Regions from separate parts of the Homo sapiens genome. Here region 1 is linked to region 2. The links are chromatin contacts, found by Hi-C or POLR2A ChIA-PET in ENCODE. All regions are on one chromosome and are shown on one strand. Each heading gives the region's core, a stretch centred on a gene start or an enhancer-like site at or near the end of the contact. The rest is flanking DNA. Distances are from core to core; before and after follow the strand shown. Region 1 holds the start of CDH13 (cadherin 13). Region 2 has its middle 41 kb from the start of CDH13.

What was found. Hi-C counts contacts between places; a loop is a spot of excess contacts on that map. ChIA-PET counts read pairs that join two places held with the same protein, here RNA polymerase II (POLR2A). Pooled maps may share reads with other maps.
Region 1: a pooled map of gastrocnemius medialis shows a loop between it and region 2 (2.1-fold over the local background). The contact joins the promoter of CDH13 here to the enhancer-like site in region 2. A Hi-C loop is called at or near these places in 1 of 168 maps with a recorded cell type or tissue (gastrocnemius medialis) and 1 of 50 pooled maps. POLR2A ChIA-PET finds 5 or more read pairs at or near these places in 1 of 52 experiments (OCI-LY7).

What each region holds. Positions count from the first base shown.
Region 1 is chr16:82,625,475-82,630,423 of GRCh38, reverse strand. It overlaps CDH13 (cadherin 13), which reads right to left and starts at 3,455. Exons shown (of 14, transcript NM_001257.5): 1 at 3,287-3,455. The coding sequence starts at 3,331. RefSeq lists an enhancer at 171-1,370.
Region 2 is chr16:82,582,905-82,588,201 of GRCh38, reverse strand. No RefSeq gene overlaps it. Among named protein-coding and RNA genes, the nearest start is that of CDH13, 41 kb to the left of the region's middle. Within about 2 kb of position 3,287, at least 4 of the 41 ENCODE cell types and tissues checked have a DNase peak (open chromatin) inside an H3K27ac peak, as active enhancers do; they include gastrocnemius medialis, where a contact is called at or near this core.

The DNA.
Region 1 (4,949 bases), core at 2,206-4,705, 42 kb before region 2:
TTTAGTATAGACTGTGGAATTACACAAATTCCAGATTACATACTCAGCTTTGCAGTTTATTAAACCTGTTTTGGGACTTGCTAAAAAAAAATATTCAGACAGGTGAACTCTATCACTGACTCCTTTCACTACATATTCCATTTCCCTAGTGCTCTGGAAATCTTACAGGCTGTCATGTATTGACCCTAGGGGGGGAGGGGGCAGCACCCTCTTCAACCCTGTGTCCTTTTCCTCATCCAAAAAGTTCTGCAAATAAACACTGCTCTTAAAACATAACACACAAATTTGCAGGAGCACTATAAGACACTGATTCTCATTGAAAATCCTGAAAATCAAGACTCTGACCCCTAGAGAGAACTCCCCACTTTATAGCGAAATCTCAGAATTCCATGGAACATTTTCAGTCACTCCCAAGCGACTGTCCTCCAAGCCTGAACCCCTCCCTAAATTCCTAATTCTTGGGGGATTACTCACTCATTGTTAGAACTTTTGGTTAGTTGTAAGTGCTACCCAAATAGGGAGGGGAATCACATTTACCATGGAATTTCTTGCTCATTTCTTTCTTGATTTGTTTCACAGTCATTACTTATCATAGGCAAATTCCAGAAGCCACTTCTGGGACAGACTTTCCCAAAACACCCCAGGGGATAGGAGAGGTGACTGTTCAACGGTGCCAGCTTCCAGTCATTGTTGCTTAGAATTCCTCACCTCCTACCAAAATGCCTAAAACAACAACCAAGCCAATAAGCTTACAGAGATTGATGGCTTCCAAAGCCAGACCCGATGCTTTACAACTGTGGTGGAAAAAAACATACAGGCTTGCCTGAACACCACCAGGGCCGAGTGACTAATTTGTTTTATTACATTGTTTTTCCCTTCTGTTTTCTCTCTGCCTCAGGAAAGTTGTGTTTTTGCTCGTCGACTCAAGGCCTCGAAGACTTTCCCCACTTTTTTCTATGGCACACAGAGTTCTGCACGTGAACTTCTTGCTGGTTAACTGGATTGCATCAAAATGATTTCTCTGTGAGGTACTATTGCTACCAGGATATCAATTACTATCCTAATGTGGACATTTGCTCTGATATGCATAACAATTGAAAATAGAAATAAGCCTCTCAGGGCAATCATTTCAATTCACAGCAAAATCTCTGCTTCCTTCATCTAAATAAATAGAGTGAGCCTTCAGAACCCACCTGTGCCAGCCTGGCCCTGGGTGAGGAGACACACCAGTTCATTTGCAAAAAGAACCGTGCGCAGAGCCCTTAGTGCATAAAAATCGATCCTGGGGCCCTGTCACGTGGTCTGTCTTGCTTTAAAGGAGGCATAACTTTGGGCAAGCCCTGGAATATGAACTGAGGTTGAAACCTGCCAAGAAAGAAAGAGGACTGTGAAGTCCTGGACAAGGCAATGGTAAGTGCTCTCAGACACCGACAGCTCCCAGACTGGCATGCATTGCATAGGACATCCTGTTGAATGCAATCCTATCCACTCAGCAGTCCTAGGAAGGCAGCAGATTATTTTACAATGGAGAACTTGGAAGCTCAAAGAGGTTAAACAACTTGCCCGGGTTGGTACCACTAGCAGATGGCAGGAAGGATCTGTCTGAATCCTTTCTGTCTGAGGCATGCTCCAAACCGCCTTGCTAAATTGGGGTATATGTACACACATACAGCCTTGGGGTCTCTAGGGTACAGGACATCTGGAAAACTGGTTCACAGCCAGGCTTGGGATCCATGGCAAGACTCAAGGCTGTAGGGACCCCAAGATAATCAACCAGAAAAGCCTGGTAGAAAAGGAGCTATAACTGGGCAGTCCTTAATCGGGACTGTATATCCAAGAAAGAAGTCAGGAGCTTGGGAGCGGGCTCAGCAGCCGGGCACTTGAATCTCCCCTGGTACTATCACCCATCACTGCATTTCTGAGATGTTAGCCCATTTCCAAAGTCTAAACCCAACATTGCTCTAACAGTGGTCTCCCTTAGAAGTCTGCACCAGTCTCCCCATCCCAGACAGTCCCTACCTGGGAACCCAACTCCCTTCCCCTGCCTTTCACCCGCAAACTCTCACCTGAGCCTCTACCCCGGCCAGGAACTCAACACTCATTCCTAGCACCCTGAGGCACTCCCTGTCTCTTTCCCTCCTTACTCTGCCCGGCCCTGCCCTGCCCTGGCTCTTATCCACCCACTTGCAGGCTGCCAGCTCACTCCAAGTCCCAACGCCTGCCAGAGAGGCGATGGGGGACTGGATCGGGGTGCTCTCCGAAACCACAGGCCCCTGAGCAGCGCAGGGCGTGCCCCCCGCAGCGGCCAGCACCCCAGGCCTGGCCTCGGAGCGCTGCTTTCCTGCACTCAAACTTCCCGAAATCTCTGAGGTGCAGAGGTGACTGCAGGCGGACCGCATCTCCCTCGCCCCCTCTCCTGGTTGGCGTGCCCTTCCCTCGCGCCGTGGCGCTCTGAGGGTTAACAAGCAGCTGCAGCCCGGGTGGGCAAGGCTTGAACTTTTCTCTGCGCTCCGCTCCCGCTCAGGGAAGGCAGCAGAGGCGGCAGCCCGGGATCTGGCCGGAGCTCCAGCTGGCTGGACAATAGGGGTGCGGGGGGCTGGGGCCTGCGCCCTGGCGGGGGACACGCTCCGGCCCTTTCGGGCCCGGGGTCTGGGAGCAAAAGGACCCCGATGCGGGTGCGGCCGGCGCCGGCGCCTTTGAGCGACAGCAGCAGCCGGGCTGAGGCTCTCTGCTGCCCCGAGGCGCCTTCCAGCGGGCAGCCGGGCTGTACCAGGGGGCCCGGGCGCCCTGGGAAGTCGGTGGTGCCTGCTCGGCCTCTCCAGCCCCGCATCCCGCAATCCGGACCCGAGCAGCGCTTCGGCCGCTGGGCGTTGGGCTGGGGAAAACCGCGGCTCGTTGGAGTCGCCTCTAACTGAGTCTTTCTCCAATGCACCGAGCCTCCGGAGGAGGGAACCAAAGTTACCCCACTTGATGTGGGCGAGAATGTCGCCCCTGCTAGCAAAAAAGGACTGGGAGCTCTCTCCTCCTCCCGTTAACGAACGTACACACACACACACACACACACACACACACACACACACACACACGCACGCCAGAGTGGGAGCCTGTGTGTGGGGGGTGCCTAGGATCTCTGGGCTCGGAATGACCTCCCTACCGAGCCCCGATCTGTCTTCGCCGCCGCGACCGGAGGCCCCGACCCCCCGAAAGCCCCCTCACCCTGCCCGTGCCGGGCGATCCGAATGCAGAAACGGGGCGCAGAGCGCGCCCGGCAGCCCCTCTTCCCTACCTGGGACAGGAGAACGCACAGAACGAGCGGAGTTCTCGGCTGCATTTTGTCCGACTAGAAGCGCCCGGCGGCGTTTTCATTCATGCACGCGGCTGCACTGAGCATATTTTCCGTGGGAGCCAGGCTTTGAGGAGAGGCTCTGCCTCGCCAGCCAGCCAACTTCCCAAATAGATCAGCAGCAGCATCACGAAAGCATTGGGTAGAGGCTGATGACCAGGACCAATGGCTTTACAAGACGGATTCCTTCCTAACGCTCCCTCGTTTTGCATGGCAGATACGGGGTGAGCACCTCGCGAGGAGCGAGCCCCGCGGAGGTGGCATCCCATTTGCTTCTTTGGACTGTTGGGGCTCAGCCTCACAAATCACGCTGGGCAATGCCAGCTGATTCCACTTTTCCAGAGAATGGAATTGCACGGGGGACTGGCGGCCACTTCCAGCCTAGTGCAAAAAGATTCTCTTTATTAAAATGTTAATAAGATCCACTCTATTTCCAATAAATCAGATAAAATGGCCCCAGCAGTTCCAGCCCTTTCTACGCCTGGCAAGGCTTGGCAGTGGATTTTTTTTTTCTTTTTTCCTTTTTTCCCCCCACTGTGGCCCAAGTCATGATGGTGTTTGGTGCTTCCCTGCCATCTCACAAATCACAAAGATGACAGATCAATTCGAGCTTGCAGAAAAAATTCCATTAAGGGGCAATAGATTTTATTAACTGCTCAGGTGAGAGTCTGACTAGCCACCTACTCCTCAAATGTGCATCTGGCACCAAAGCTGGGATCTGGATCGGAAGGAACTTCTTTTTGTATATGGATGTTACCTTTCAGAAGCTCTGAACTACCTCCAGGTACTCAGAACAGCAGTAGTCACTGCTTAAGGGATTTTATAAATGGGGGGCTTTGGGACTGAGGGTAAGAGGGACATCTAGGTCTGCCTTCCCTAATAGGAATCTAAGAAAATGCAGGGAAGACCTTACTGTATCATTTCCATGCAGCCTTCCCTTAGAAAGAATTTAAGGTGTTTTACAATAAAGGACATTTGTGCAATAGAATTTATGAACCAAAATAGAAAATCTGGGCCAGAAGGAAAAGTTCAGCAAACTGAAATGACAAGCCCAAATTCTAATGTATTTGCTCTGATTTGGATAAGAGCTTCCTGATAGCCAAAGCAATAAAAGAAACATAAGTTACATAGTTTTGTTGTAGAAACATGCATACAATGTCTTTCAGCATTATTTTCCATGGGCTAAATACCGGAATAAATGCATTATGTAACACGTAACATAGCAGGACACTGAGCAATGGACCATGCCAAGATCCAGTGGATGGGGATGTATTTCTAGCATCTGGCACAGGGCCTGGAACATGGAGACAGCAATTAGTGTGTGTTAAAGAAATAGATGGCTAGACTCAATCAAGATGCAGCAGAAGGCAGGGAGGGGCAAGGAGTCTGGAGCCACATTGTCTAGGCACAGCCCCCGGATCTGCCACTTACTTGTAAATTACTCAAACTCTCTGCCTCCATTTGTTCACAGATAAAATGAAAACACAAATTCTACTGAACTCACAAGGTTGTGGTGAGGATTAAGTGATGACATAACCACTGAATAAATATAAAGTGATGTGCCTTTTAAGATTCCTTCATTGGCTGCTGTTTGGTCAGAAGGTCA
Region 2 (5,297 bases), core at 2,038-4,537:
TCAAAGTCTAGATTTAAGGGTTACCTGTAAAAACACTCGCTTTGACCTCAGGCCTAAGCTGTGTTCTCCAGCACAGCTAATAGGAGACCCTAAATATGAAAGGATTGGACACTGTCCTTGCTCATTAATATAATACATCTGATGTTTCACTTGACAGTCCCCTGGTTCTTCAAGTCTGTGTTCAACTGGATAAGAGTTTAGAGGGGAGAAGAGGGAGGAGTAGAACTCTTAAATCTCCAAAATGCCACTTTTCTCTTCTTTTCTTTTCTTTTGAGACGGAGTCTCACTGTGTGGCCCAGGCTAGTGCCATGGCACAATCACAGCTCACTGCAACCTCTGCCTCCCAGATTCAAGTGATTCTTGGGCCTCAGCCTCCCAAGTAGCTGGGATTACAGGCATGTGCCACCATGCCCAGTTATTTCTTTGGTATTTTTAGTAGAGATGGTGTTTTGCCATGTTGGCCAGGCTGGTCTTGAGCTCCTTACCTCAAGTGATCTGCCTGCCTTGGCCTTCCAGAGTGCTGGGATCACAGGCATGAGCTACAGTGCCCGGCCCAAAATGTCATTTTCATATTTTCTCCGATTTATGCATCCTTAAGCATTGCTCTCATAGCCAAGGCAGGGCCACTACTGCTTACGGGCTCTTAGCCATGAAAACTGAAGTTGTGTTATCTAGAAAAGATAGTCAACATTGATAGGTGTGGCCTTGCCAACTAAGACGGAGAAAGCGATAACACATACTATCGTAAAATCCAAAAGGTGAATTGCATAATAAAAGTTCCGGACTTGACAGCAAAATGTCAACATAAAATCTTAAATATTTACTCAGCCATATGTTGACTGTAAAATATCAAGCATTCCCTAGAATGAAAGACTAAAGAATTACCCTCATAATACTGAAAAACAAGAAACCACCTAAATGTCTGTCAATAACAGATGGTTAAATGAATCTGGCACCTCCATCCTCTGGGGTAGCATACAGCCACCAAGAAAAATAAGCCACGTTATGTAAAAAGAGAAGTTGTAGAACAATATGTAGCATAAGACCCTATTTTTGATAGAAAAAAGAAACCATATGTTTCTATATGTTCCTATAAATGAAATGGTAAGCAAAAAGCTACAGATATTCACACTGAGCTGATAGCAGTGAATACCTCTGGGAAGAGCAGATGGCTAGGTGGGAGCAGGGCATGAATGAAAGGAGAGTTTCACATTTGGGGAATTATTTAGATGTTTGATGATTAGAATGTATTCTCTTACTTCTTGAACAATTTAAATAACCATATCAATTAATTATTTTATTTCTTAAAAAGGGCAAGAGGCAGCAATAAATCTTTCCAGAGGCTGTATGAGTCAGGGTTCTCTAGAGGGACAGAACTAACAGGATAAATGTATACATAAAGGGGAGTTTATTAAGGTGTATTGCCTCACACGATCTCAAGGTGAGGTCCTACAATAGGCCGTCTGCAAACTGAGGAACAAAGAAGCCAGTCTGAGTCCCAAAGCTAAAGAACTTGGAGTCCAACGTTTGAGGGTAGCAAGCATCCAGCACAGGAGAAAGATGTAGGTCAGAAGACTAAGCCAACCTAGTCTTTACACGTTCTTCTGCCTGCTTTTATTCTGGCCTCACGGGCGGCTGATTAGATGGTGCCCACCCAGACTGAGAGTGGGTCTGCCTTTCCCAGTCCACTGACTCAAATGTTAATCTCCTTTGCCAATACCCTTACAGACACACCCAGGAACAAGACTTTGCATCCTTCAATCCAATCAAGTTGACACTCAAAATTAAACATCACAGAAGCTGTGTACAAGGATAGTTAGGTTTTATCTAAATAATAGATACTTTATATTTAATAATGATTTATTATTAAAGTAATTATTAAATTAACATATTAAATTATTATTATATGTTATATATTAAATTATTGTATATATTATATATAATAAATTAAATTATTATTATATAAGTTAAATTATTAAATTATTATTAAATTAACCCAAACTATATATCTATATAAGCAAATACATATATGCATATATATGGAATTTTATATATATAGTAAGAATTTATTGACAACCATCTAATTTCAATTTACAGATTACATGGAGCAACTCATGATTCTTTTTCAGAACGTTTTTTTTTTCTTTTTTTCTTTTTCTTTTCTGCTTCCAAATAAACCCAAGTTGCATTTAACAAAAGAGCAATTTCCTACTACCCCTCCATCCTGGCTTTCCAAGGCACGCCCCTGGATGCCGGTTGAAGTGAATCAGCTCTGTACCCTGGGAGGTCCCAGCAGCCAGACCCCCTTCATGCAATTGGTGTAGGTGGAGAAAGCTCTAGTCATGACTGTGGAATTGAAAGAGAAGGCCACATGACGTGGTAGAATCAGCAAGGATGTGGGAGTCAGATCAACGTAATTTAGGATTCGCACTCTGCCAACTTGTAATTAAATGACCTGGCAGAATAATTCAATCTCACCTATACATTGAGGGATAAAAATAAATACTTCAGAGGGTTAGCATGAAGATTCAAGGACATATAGCAAACATCCAGCTAGACCTGGGCCTGGCAAGAAGTCGGACTGCAAACGTTGTCCCTTGCTATCCACCACCTTTGGAGGATGGGGAAGTCTGTCTTGGTCTTTCATGAGTGAGAAGCTCTGTGCTTTGGGTTAATAAAAGGTGGCATAGAGTAGTAGGGATGGTTTACTTACTAACTTTGTGCCCTTGTGTGTCTTGACCAGGATCGGATATAAATTCTATTATTGGAAGTTTCCAGGACCCTGGTAGACACACACCACCTTCCTCACATCTCTCAAGGCTTTTGTGTGATTTAAAGTACCCCACAACCCACATGAGCTTCATTCTTTATTTAGTCTAATTAACGTATGCTTTCCTTCCTCTTATTTTTGGGGCAAGGCCAATTGCATGAAATCAGTTTCTAGAATTCCTTAAAGAAAAATACCTTCCATTCCAATTGGCATTTAATTAGTTTAAAATTATGATCCTTATTAGTAAGGTATCATTGTCGTTCTTCTTGTTTTCTTTCCCACTCCTCACTGATATCTTCAGCCGCTGGTCAGACCTTCCTTAGTATTCGCAGTTTCTGGATGCTAGGGACACTGCTCAAAATTTCCTTGGGTGAATCAGAAGCTAAAATTAGGGCAGCCACTCTTCCCTTACAAAACGCAGGCTCTGTCCCACCCTCTCATCTCTGTAGTTTGCTCATTTGCTGCCAGTCCCTGCCAGCACCTCCCTTTGCCATCTGAAGCTTCCTACGCACCCAACAGACCACGATGAAGAGTCGTGAAGTGGAAGTAAATATTCAAGTGTCAGGCGGACTTTGCTACGCTCATACCAGAAAAAATTAGAGGCAGAAAGGGCGGGTGAGTATTGGCTAGGCTTGCTGTGAGCATTAAATTACATAATGTACGTAAAGTGCCCAAGATAGCACCTGGCACGTATTGCTGGTGATGGCAATAACTTGTCTCCTCTTTCTCCTCCTCCCCACTTCTACTCCTCCCCTTCTTTTCCTCCCTACTTCTTCTTCTTCTCCATCTCCTCCACTTTCTCCTCCTCATTATTATTATTTTTACATTAATAGCAGCCATCCTTACTTACGAGGCTCTTATTAAGCTAAGTGTTCACCTACAACATTGCATTTAATCCTCAAAATCACTTGGCAAGGCATACATTATTGAGCATCTCCAATTATGGCAAAGGCAATAATTAATAGTTAAGACATTGAACTGCTGAGTCCAAACACCCAAATTTGAATCATCACTTAGCATTTATTCAATGTTGGGCTCTGAGCAAACAGTTTCTTCTCCAGAAGCTTCACCGGTAAAACAGTAAAATAAATACAGTAGTTCCCAACTTGGGCTGCCAAGAGGCTCACAGGGCAGGGGCCTAGCGTCTGGCAAATAGTAGGGTTCTCCTTGTCATGACCTTTTCTCCTTATCCCCTTCTACCACTCCTAAGTCTGTAGACCAGCACTGCCTAATGGAATAATAAACATCTTGCAATTATGTGTGTTGCACATACAACTTAAATTTTCTAATGGTCACATGAAAAGAAAATAAAAACAAACAGAGGAGATCAACTTTAAAAATGAATTTTATCTAACCCAATATATCCAAAATATTATTATTTCAACATGTCAAGACGTAATCCATGCAGGAAATTATTAATGAAATATGTTACATTCATTTTTTTCATCCTAAGTGTTTGTAATCAAGTGGGGACTTTACATTTGCAGCACATCTCAGGACACACCAGCCACACTGGCCTCATTTCAGCAGCTCCATCACCACATGTGGATAGCGGCTGGTTTAAAATTATGATCCTTATTAGTAAGGCCCTATTGTCATTCTTTTTGTTTTCTTTCCCACTCCTCACTGATATCTTCAACTAGTCATACCTTCCTTAATATTCATGGCTTCTGAATGCTGAAGACACTGCACAAAATTTCCCCGGGTGAAACTGTCAGAAGCTGGACAGTGCTGGACAGGACAGTAAGAGATGAAGAGGATGGAGACAGGTCATTATGTAATTAAGTGAACCCTCCCAGGCTACATGACTCACACGTGGTTCTTTCAGGAGTCAGATCATGTCTGTCTCGTTCCACAGGCTGCCACAGTTTCTTGATAGTCACACAATCCATTAGACAGTGGATCAAGGGCCTAGTTTTATTCCTTCTAGATCTCCAAGTGGAATGATAATTATATTCAAAGGGGGGTGGGAGAGCCACCCCTTTGAATCTGGCAGGCTGCACCCCATCTCTCCAGCCGGCTGCTGTCACGCTGATGTGCACAGGCCTTTCTGTTTGGAAGCCACCTATCTCTCTCGCCCTCTAAAGAAACAGAAGGTTAGAGATGCAGCTGACCCCCACCTCCCTCACCGTTCTCTGCCAGAGCTCACCTCTTCCCAGAGGCTGGTATGTCCTTTCCACTTAAGACCAGACTCATGTCAGCCTTGGCAAGTCTGAGAGATCCTCAGCACACTTCAGGGTGTGCAATGACTGATCGGTGCTGGTCTCCAGGGACAGCGCGCCACTTGCTTACTCACCACAGTGAAGGACACATAAGCCTCGGGATTTCTCTTCAAATCACTTTGAATTGCTTGGCTCAAGTTCATGCATCTCTATCCCACCACACATGCTCCCTGATCCTTGAACACTCTGAAAAGCTTGTTGGTCTGGGATGATCTTCAGAACAGGAGCCCTGAGGGGTCTGTCTTCACCCTCCTATCCTATTCACTCAGAGGAGGTCGCTGGGAGCCTTGGATTGTTCTGAAAGG